3 separate regions of the Homo sapiens genome follow, and regions 1 and 3 are each linked to region 2. Evidence: chromatin loops called from intact Hi-C (ENCODE). Cell type or tissue: mammary epithelial cell. All regions are shown on one strand. Region 1 has its middle 150 kb from the start of FAM83B. Region 2 overlaps LOC107986606 (a long non-coding RNA gene). Region 3 has its middle 150 kb from the start of TINAG-AS1.

Region 1 (2,500 bases), 300 kb after region 2:
ATCTGCCTTGGGGCTTCCACCACTGTCAATGCCAACATCCAGCCAAGGAGGGAGTGGGGAGAGTGGGCATCTTTGTGGATTCTGTCACTGTTTCTGTGGGAGGGAGGCCTGAGCAGGCCTGTCATGCCTGACAGCTGCTGGCCTCCACTGCTCTCATTGATGGGGACTATCCTCCCTGTCGACAGGCACTCTGTACAACTGCCCTGCCCCTGCCTAATCATTTCAGCTGTGGCCTGGTGCCCACCTGAGAGCCCAATTCCTAAAGTCCTGTGATCTTCCCTGGCACAGCTGTCATGGAATGTTCTACAGCTGCCTGAGTGTTTTGCTTGCCCCTGCCTGAGTGTTCTACCAGTGGCCTGGGAGCTAGCCCTCCCTTCCCTAACACAGCCAGCACCTGAAACCTGAGGAACTGAGAACAAGTCCACTGGTCTGGACCTGCCCTAGTCCCTGTAGGATTGTGCACACTATCCAGGGGACCATCCAGGGGCCTGAGGATTGGAGGAATGTCTAGCCCAGTCCACAACCACTGGCACCTCCACACACCCAACCAGCCAATACCACCACAGGTGACACTCACCCACACATGTTGAAAGGCAGAGCCCCTCCTCCTCTCTATACAAAGCAGCAGTATTCATGCATCAGAGTACAAGTGAGCCACAAAGATATATCCACCCCAAAGTCACTCCCATGAAGATCTTGGGACAGGTGTTTTCCATGGCTCTCAGCTACATTGTGGCCTGGAGATAGCAGTGTCTTTCTGAACTGAGAGTCTCGAGTCCTAGGACAGGGATGTGACAGAGAAACAGTTCACATTCCTGCCTGCCCAGGACAGGGAGCTGGTGCAGCCCCTTTTCATAAATGACAAAATTAAAGCGGAAACTTACAAGCCAGAGACCTCAGCACATTTCACCAGGAGCTCAACCACCCACCCCTATCAGGGCTGGTGCCTGTGCTTGTCACTGGGGTATTTATGAGTGAGCTTGGTAGTTGGTGGCCCAACTCTACCCAGCTTGGTCCTCCCCACCCTCTCCACTCCCTGCTGACCAAGGAACTTAAGGCAAGGGGCACTCCACAGAGAAGCCCATCACCTGAAATACCAGAGAACACCTCTCAATAAGCAAAGACTAAGCACACACTCAACTGCTGTTGCAGCCAGTTCTTACATGTAAGTGCCACCTACTGGCCTGGAGGTTGAACTGCTCATCACAACACAAAAACTACTGACAGAAGTGTACCAGGCTAAAAAAGTAAAGTCAAAAAAACCCTAAACAACAGACACTACAGTCATACTTTCAATAGTTAGAAAAAAAATCCTATCCAAATAAAAGTAAATTCAAAAATAAGAAGTAACAGTTTCTCCAGGTGAAAAGGACCCAAAACTCCGGCACCATGAAAAATACAGTATCGTAACACCCTTCAAGAATCACACTACCTATCTAGCAATGGATCCTAACCAACATGAAACTTCTGAAATGATAGATTAAAAAATTCAAAATATAGATTGTAAGGAAGCTCAATGAGATCTAAGAGAAAGTTGAAAACCAGCACAAATAAATCAGAAAAGCAGTGTTGGATGTGAATGCAGATAGGTATCGGAAAAAACAAACAAACCAAACAAATGGAGCTTCTGGAAATGAAAAATTTACTGAAGGAGTTACAAAATACAGCTGAATGCTTTGAGGATAGTCTAGACCGAACAGAAGAAAGAATTTCAGAGCTTAAAGACAGGTCTTTCGAGCAAACCCAGTCAGACAAAAATAAAGAAAAAATTTTAAAAAATGAAAACAATCTTTAAGAAATATGGGATTATTTATAGTGACAAAACGTACAAGTTATATGCATTCTTGAGGGAGAAGAAACAGTAAAACATTGGGCAAACCTATTTAAGAAAATCTCCCTGGCCTTGCTTGAGATACACACATCCAGATACAAGAAGCTCAGGGCATACCAGGAAGATACTTTGCAAAATGAACATCATCAAGCCATACAATCATCAGACTTTCCAGTGTCAATGTGAAAGAATCCCAAAAGCAGCAAGAGAGAAGAACCAAATCACATTTAAAGAAAATTCCTTCAGACTAACAGCAGACTTCTCAGCAAAAAACTTACAAGCCAGAAGGGACTAGGGTCCTATTTTCAGTATTCTTAAAGAAAACAATTGGCAGCCAAGAATTTTGTATCATGCTAAACTAAGCTTCATAAATGAAGGAGAAACAAAGTCTTTCCCAGACAAGTAAACGCTAGGGAATTAATCACTAGACCGTACCTATAAGAATTGCTTGAAGGAGTTCTAACATGCAAATAAAAGGACAATACTCACCATTGTAAAACACATGTGAGTACAAAGCTCACACATCCTATAAAGTAATTACACAATTGAGACTACAAAGCAGCTAGGTAATAACATTATGCCAAGAGCAAAACCTAACATATATATATTAACTTTGAACATAAATAGCTTAAATTCTCCACTTAAAGGATATAGATTGGAAAACTGTAT
Region 2 (2,500 bases):
ACAAAAACTACAGCAATATAATACATGCTCTAAAAGAAATATACCCAAAGTGCTAAGAGATTTCCAACATGGTGAAACCCCATCTCTACTAAAAATACAAAAATTAGCCAGGCATGGTGGGGGGTGCCTGTAATACCAGCTATTCAGGAGGCTGAGGCAGGAGAATCGCTTGCACCCAGGAGACAGAGGTTTCTGTGAGCGAAGATCACACCACTCCATTCCAGCTTGGGCGACAGAGTGCTAAGTTTTTTCACATAAGGGATCAAGTAATGTTTTACACAGCCAGTATCATTTCTATTGCATTCTTAAGGATGGTGAAGTTATTAAATATACTCTAGGTTGATTAACTCCATATACATTTCCACATCATTTTTGCAATGTCACTTTCCCAAACTCCCTTGCATCTAGATGTGGCCAGCAACACAATTATGGTCAATGAAACATAAATAGAACTCTAATGGGGATTTTTGAGAAAGTCTGCTGTCATATTTAAGGCTCTATCCTCTTTTCCACTTTGGCTTATTTATACATCTTTTTGCCTGGACTGTGGAAGGGGTGGCCAACATGCACCAGTCATCTTGGCTAAAGGAGAGAAATTCACTTTGACACCTCAGATCTCTAAGGAACACCAGCAACTACCTATCTGATTTAGTCTTGTTGCATGAGAAGAAGTAAACCCCTACTTAGCCAAGCTCCTGAACTTTGTTAGGTCTTTTTCCTTGCAGATGAACATTGCTAACTACTGCATAGGAGTACATGAGCTCACTTATCAAGGATATGTTGTGAATGTAAAAATAAAATCAGCCATAGGGAATCCACAAATTAAAGTCCATAAGGCCAGAGCTGGTAGTAGAATCTGAGAAGTCCACAGGTAGATTGAAAGGGGAAATATTTGAGAGCAGTTTTTTGGACAACAAAAAAGAAATGGCTTTTCAAGAAATAAATGTTCTCATCTGTCAATTGCTCTGAAATGTGGGTAAAAGTAGACTCTATTGAATTTGACCATTAGAGGGCATTGGCGTTTTGGAGAGAGCAGATTTCGTGAAGTGTTGACAATGCAAGCCAAATTGCAGTGGGAAGGGAGCAAGCAGATGTTGAAAACAATGAAAACAGAATGATGAGGGTACACTTTTAAAACGGCAGAAAGAGACAGGATAGTGGTTTAGAGAGAGAAGCAATGTTGAGGGAAAATTTTTTTTCACTTTAGGATAGAGCAAACTTTAGAAGAAAGCTTCAATGGAGAAATAATAAAATTTTAGGGACACGAGGTCATGGAGGGAGTGGAAGACAAATAATGGCCAAAGGTTCTATGGGACAACCAGAGGAATATTCCCATAAAAGAGGGATATCCATGTCCTTTGGAGAGAAAAGAATGACTATGGATATAGGTGTGTGGAGATAGGAAAAAGGGACACAGACAGAAACTACTACTAATAGTCTTTGTGAGTTTTTTTTTTTTTATTGTTGTTAAAATGTTCAGTCAGCTTCTCTGGTAAGTGGGTGGATGTAAGGTATAAGATTTTAGGAATAGATAAGGGTTTAGAGCAACCAAATGAAGAATAAAATTGGACAAGGAGTCCTGGAGGACCCAGGAAAGTCTTGCAAAGGTGAGCTGAGCAGCCAGCTAAGACTGTGACCTATTGGTTCTTCAATTATCCCTAGCTTCCAGAGACTGACAGTTCCTCTTTCTACACAGGTGTGGGCATGGGGCAGATTATTACATGTGGCTTCTCCTTGTTTGCACCCAACTGAAATTTTTATAAAATGAAACAGTTACAATAAATATCAAGGGAAATTTGGAAGAAGAAGTTAGAAAAGAAAACAGAGAGCCTGAGCGGGTTGGAGTGTGGCAGGTAGAGGAAGTCGTTCCTGTCTGTTTTGCCTTATCGAGGGAGTGATTGTGGATGGATGATACAGACTTCCCACCGTTTTGGGCTCTAGATCTTGCTGTTCTTATGTCTCCCTACCGCTTCTTCAGAGTCACACAATCCAGTGCTTAACTTTACAGTATCTCTAGAAACATAATACCATGATTGTAACCTCAGATTTTCTCTCTTAGGCATTTGTAGATGTTGCCAAAGTTGTATAGATTCTAAATAAATAGCACTTTCATCCACATCTGCTTATATGACACACATATCTATATGCGCATTGTATTTTTTTTCTAATTTATGATTTCATCATATTGTAGAGAAAAAATGATTCTAAAGTGAGATTGGCACTGAGATTTTAATTTTCAAGGGAATCTTTGAAATATTATCAAAGTGAAAAATAAAAATAAATATTTCAGCCTCAGAAAGATATTCAGAAAGTATTCAGAGTCCATGATAAGTAAGGAAATTCTTTCTTTTAGTCAAATATGTTCTTAAAATGCTATGCCATCACAGCTTTTGAATCTCCCTCTAGGATTCCCCGAGGCAGATGATTATTCTGCTGAGACAGAGTATCAGCATTTTGCTGTGGGTTTCCCCTCAGTGAATAGCAGGGGACTTTTTTCAAA
Region 3 (2,500 bases), 180 kb before region 2:
TTCCAGTATCCCTCAGGCTCTAAGCAGCAGAATGGAAGAGGGAAGATGTTTGTAATACAGATTATATAGCAAACCACATTTTCTGTATGTAAAACTGGAAGGTGTTGGTAGAACTCACCTTATTTCAGTTCGAACATTTTTGCCCACAGTTACCAGTCTTGAACTTACCTGCAGTTTTATTATTAGTATGAGGTTTTTCTTTTTCCTTCCTCTTTTCTTTTCTTTCTTCTTTTCTTTTCTTTTCTTTTGTCTCTTCTCTTCTCTTCTCTTTCTTTTTTTTTTGACAGAGTCTCACTCTGTTGCCCAGACTGGAGTGCAGTGGTGCAATCTCGGCTCACTGCCACTTTTGTCTTCTGGGTTCAAGCGTTCTTCTGCCTCAACCTCCTGAGTAGCTGGGATTACAGGCACATGCCACTACACCTGGCTAATTTTGTATTTTTAGTAGAGATGGGGTTTCACCATATTGGCCAGGCTGGTCTTGAACTCCTGACCTCAAGTGATCCACCCGCCTCAGCCTCCCAAAATGCTAGGATTATAGGCGTGAGCCACTGCTCAAGGCCAGCATGAACATTTTCTCATATGGATGGATTAGGTTGATGGGGGTTCCAGAACTAAGTATGGTTGACTCCTTGACCTTACCTGCTGTCTGAATCCAGTTTGAAGAAAATGCTGGCTTTTTTGGGAAAAACTGTATCTTTCATTGAATCCTAACAGTTATCTTGGGAACTCTGTGGGATGGGGTATTGAACTGGAGCATTGAAAAGCATAGATACATTTTCCAGTTGGCAAGAGATTAGGGAAAATATAAATGTTAAATCAAATTGAGAAATAACTTCCATTGTTAAATAATAGAGTGGCTCTTTTGTTAGAAAAACACACATGAATACTTATCCACAGACCCTCACAAACACACATATAAGGCATTCTCTCATTTCCTGTGAAAAATCAAATGAAAATATTATAATTTACAAAGGAGTGAATGATTGACAGACTTCATCATTTCAGAAGTTATCTGACTCCTTAAGATAATATATAGGTATCTAGAAATATATTTTAGAGAAATACATAAAATATTAAAAATCATATATTCATATATATGTTCATATATAAAAAGTCTGATTATATAAAATATCTGAAATATATATATATCCAGATTGATGATACATATATAGATATATATAGAGAGAGATCCGCACACTAGGAGGTTCTCAGGTTTCCATTACTCACTCCAGGTGGCTCCCTGTGATAACTTATCCAGAAATTGACTACATGCCCAGAACTGGCATCCTTTTGAAAACAGCAGCTTTCCTCAGCCTTGAACTCGCTCTATATTCCATGGCTCAGTAAAATTTAAGTGTCATCCCTGTAGGGTAAGAGTGTATTAGCAAGTAAAATATTTTAAACCATGAATAAAGGACCTAAAGGATCTCTCACTTCTGCTTTTATAATAATTTAAACTTAAGATATTAATTTTAAGGTCACCAGATATGTCACAATAGTGTATCACATAATCAATGTTCTTGAACTTTACATTTAGATAATATACTAACTTTTCTGTTCCACTGAACTTGCTAAAAGTGTAACATACTTTTTTTTTTTTAAATTTGCTGTTTTCTTTGGATTTATAGGTTTGCTTCATTATTCTGACAACACCCTATGAAATTGTAAAAATGCTAAGGAGTCCATATATTTTTGCCAACTTTTCATATGAAAGAAGACCACTCCTGAATTCCTTATATTGTTGACAGTAGTAGAATGAACTATTATTTCAGATTATTCTCAGACATCAGGGAAGGGATGTTAAACTAAAACCAGCAAATTAAGAGGACTCCTGAACTTCATTTGAAATTGGCTTAACAGGCAAAGTGTGGGGGCAAGGTACTCATCAACGTAATGCCTTACCTTTACAGAGATGCCTTACCTTTACAGCTCATGATGAACCTGGAATATTTTCATTTGCCAGAACATAGCAAAATGTTTAAAGAATGATGAAGAGATGTAAAAGCATTTATGATTCAGTTTCAGGGAATTCCCACTTGCCAAATCTTGGATAACTTGAGCATATAATAAATAATATTTTTTAAATATAACTCACCAAATAAGAATTCATAAGTCCACCTAGATAGAAAGAATAGATGGAAGGGAGGAAGAGAGGAAGGGAAGAAGGGAGGGAGGGAAGAAGGGAGAGAGGGGAGGTAGGTAAAATCTTTTGTTACAGTACAATGGCAAAAAGTAAATGTGAAAAAGCATAGAATTAAAAATCACCATTTAGCAAACATAATCATCTATTCAGGCAAGGATCATCAGCCAGATGGTTTAATTAGATTGAAAGTTTGAAAAGTAACAGGGATTTACATAATCTCAAAGTATCTTCCCACAAGGTTCTTATTAGTTACAAAAGGAGTAGTAATACCATTATAGTAGAAATAACTGGCAAACATTATCTAAACCAAGTGATCAAAGTGAACATCACCAGTAAATGGGATAAATCAGCATCATT

The links. A loop is a pair of places that touch in the nucleus more often than their neighbours do. Peaks named below come from ENCODE experiments on the same cell type or tissue, not always from the same donor. Only the 100,000 strongest peaks of a DNase experiment are listed, where the experiment ranks them.
Region 1: it touches region 2 in a loop (5-fold over the local background); 3 of 110 quality-filtered maps call a loop at or near these places.
Region 3: it touches region 2 in a loop (2.8-fold over the local background); 2 of 110 quality-filtered maps call a loop at or near these places.

Annotation. Positions count from the first base shown.
Region 1 is chr6:54,991,826-54,994,325 of GRCh38, forward strand. No RefSeq gene overlaps it. Among named protein-coding and RNA genes, the nearest start is that of FAM83B, 150 kb to the left of the region's middle. In mammary epithelial cell, a CTCF peak has its summit at 1,188 (motif pointing left); no DNase peak of the experiment used is centred here.
Region 2 is chr6:54,696,609-54,699,108 of GRCh38, forward strand. All of the region lies in intron 1 of LOC107986606 (a long non-coding RNA gene), which reads right to left. Among named protein-coding and RNA genes, the nearest start is that of FAM83B, 150 kb to the right of the region's middle. In mammary epithelial cell, a CTCF peak has its summit at 1,011 (motif pointing right); no DNase peak of the experiment used is centred here; H3K27ac peaks cover 636 bases.
Region 3 is chr6:54,513,967-54,516,466 of GRCh38, forward strand. No RefSeq gene overlaps it. Among named protein-coding and RNA genes, the nearest start is that of TINAG-AS1, 150 kb to the left of the region's middle. In mammary epithelial cell, a CTCF peak has its summit at 1,219; a DNase peak (open chromatin) is centred at 1,265.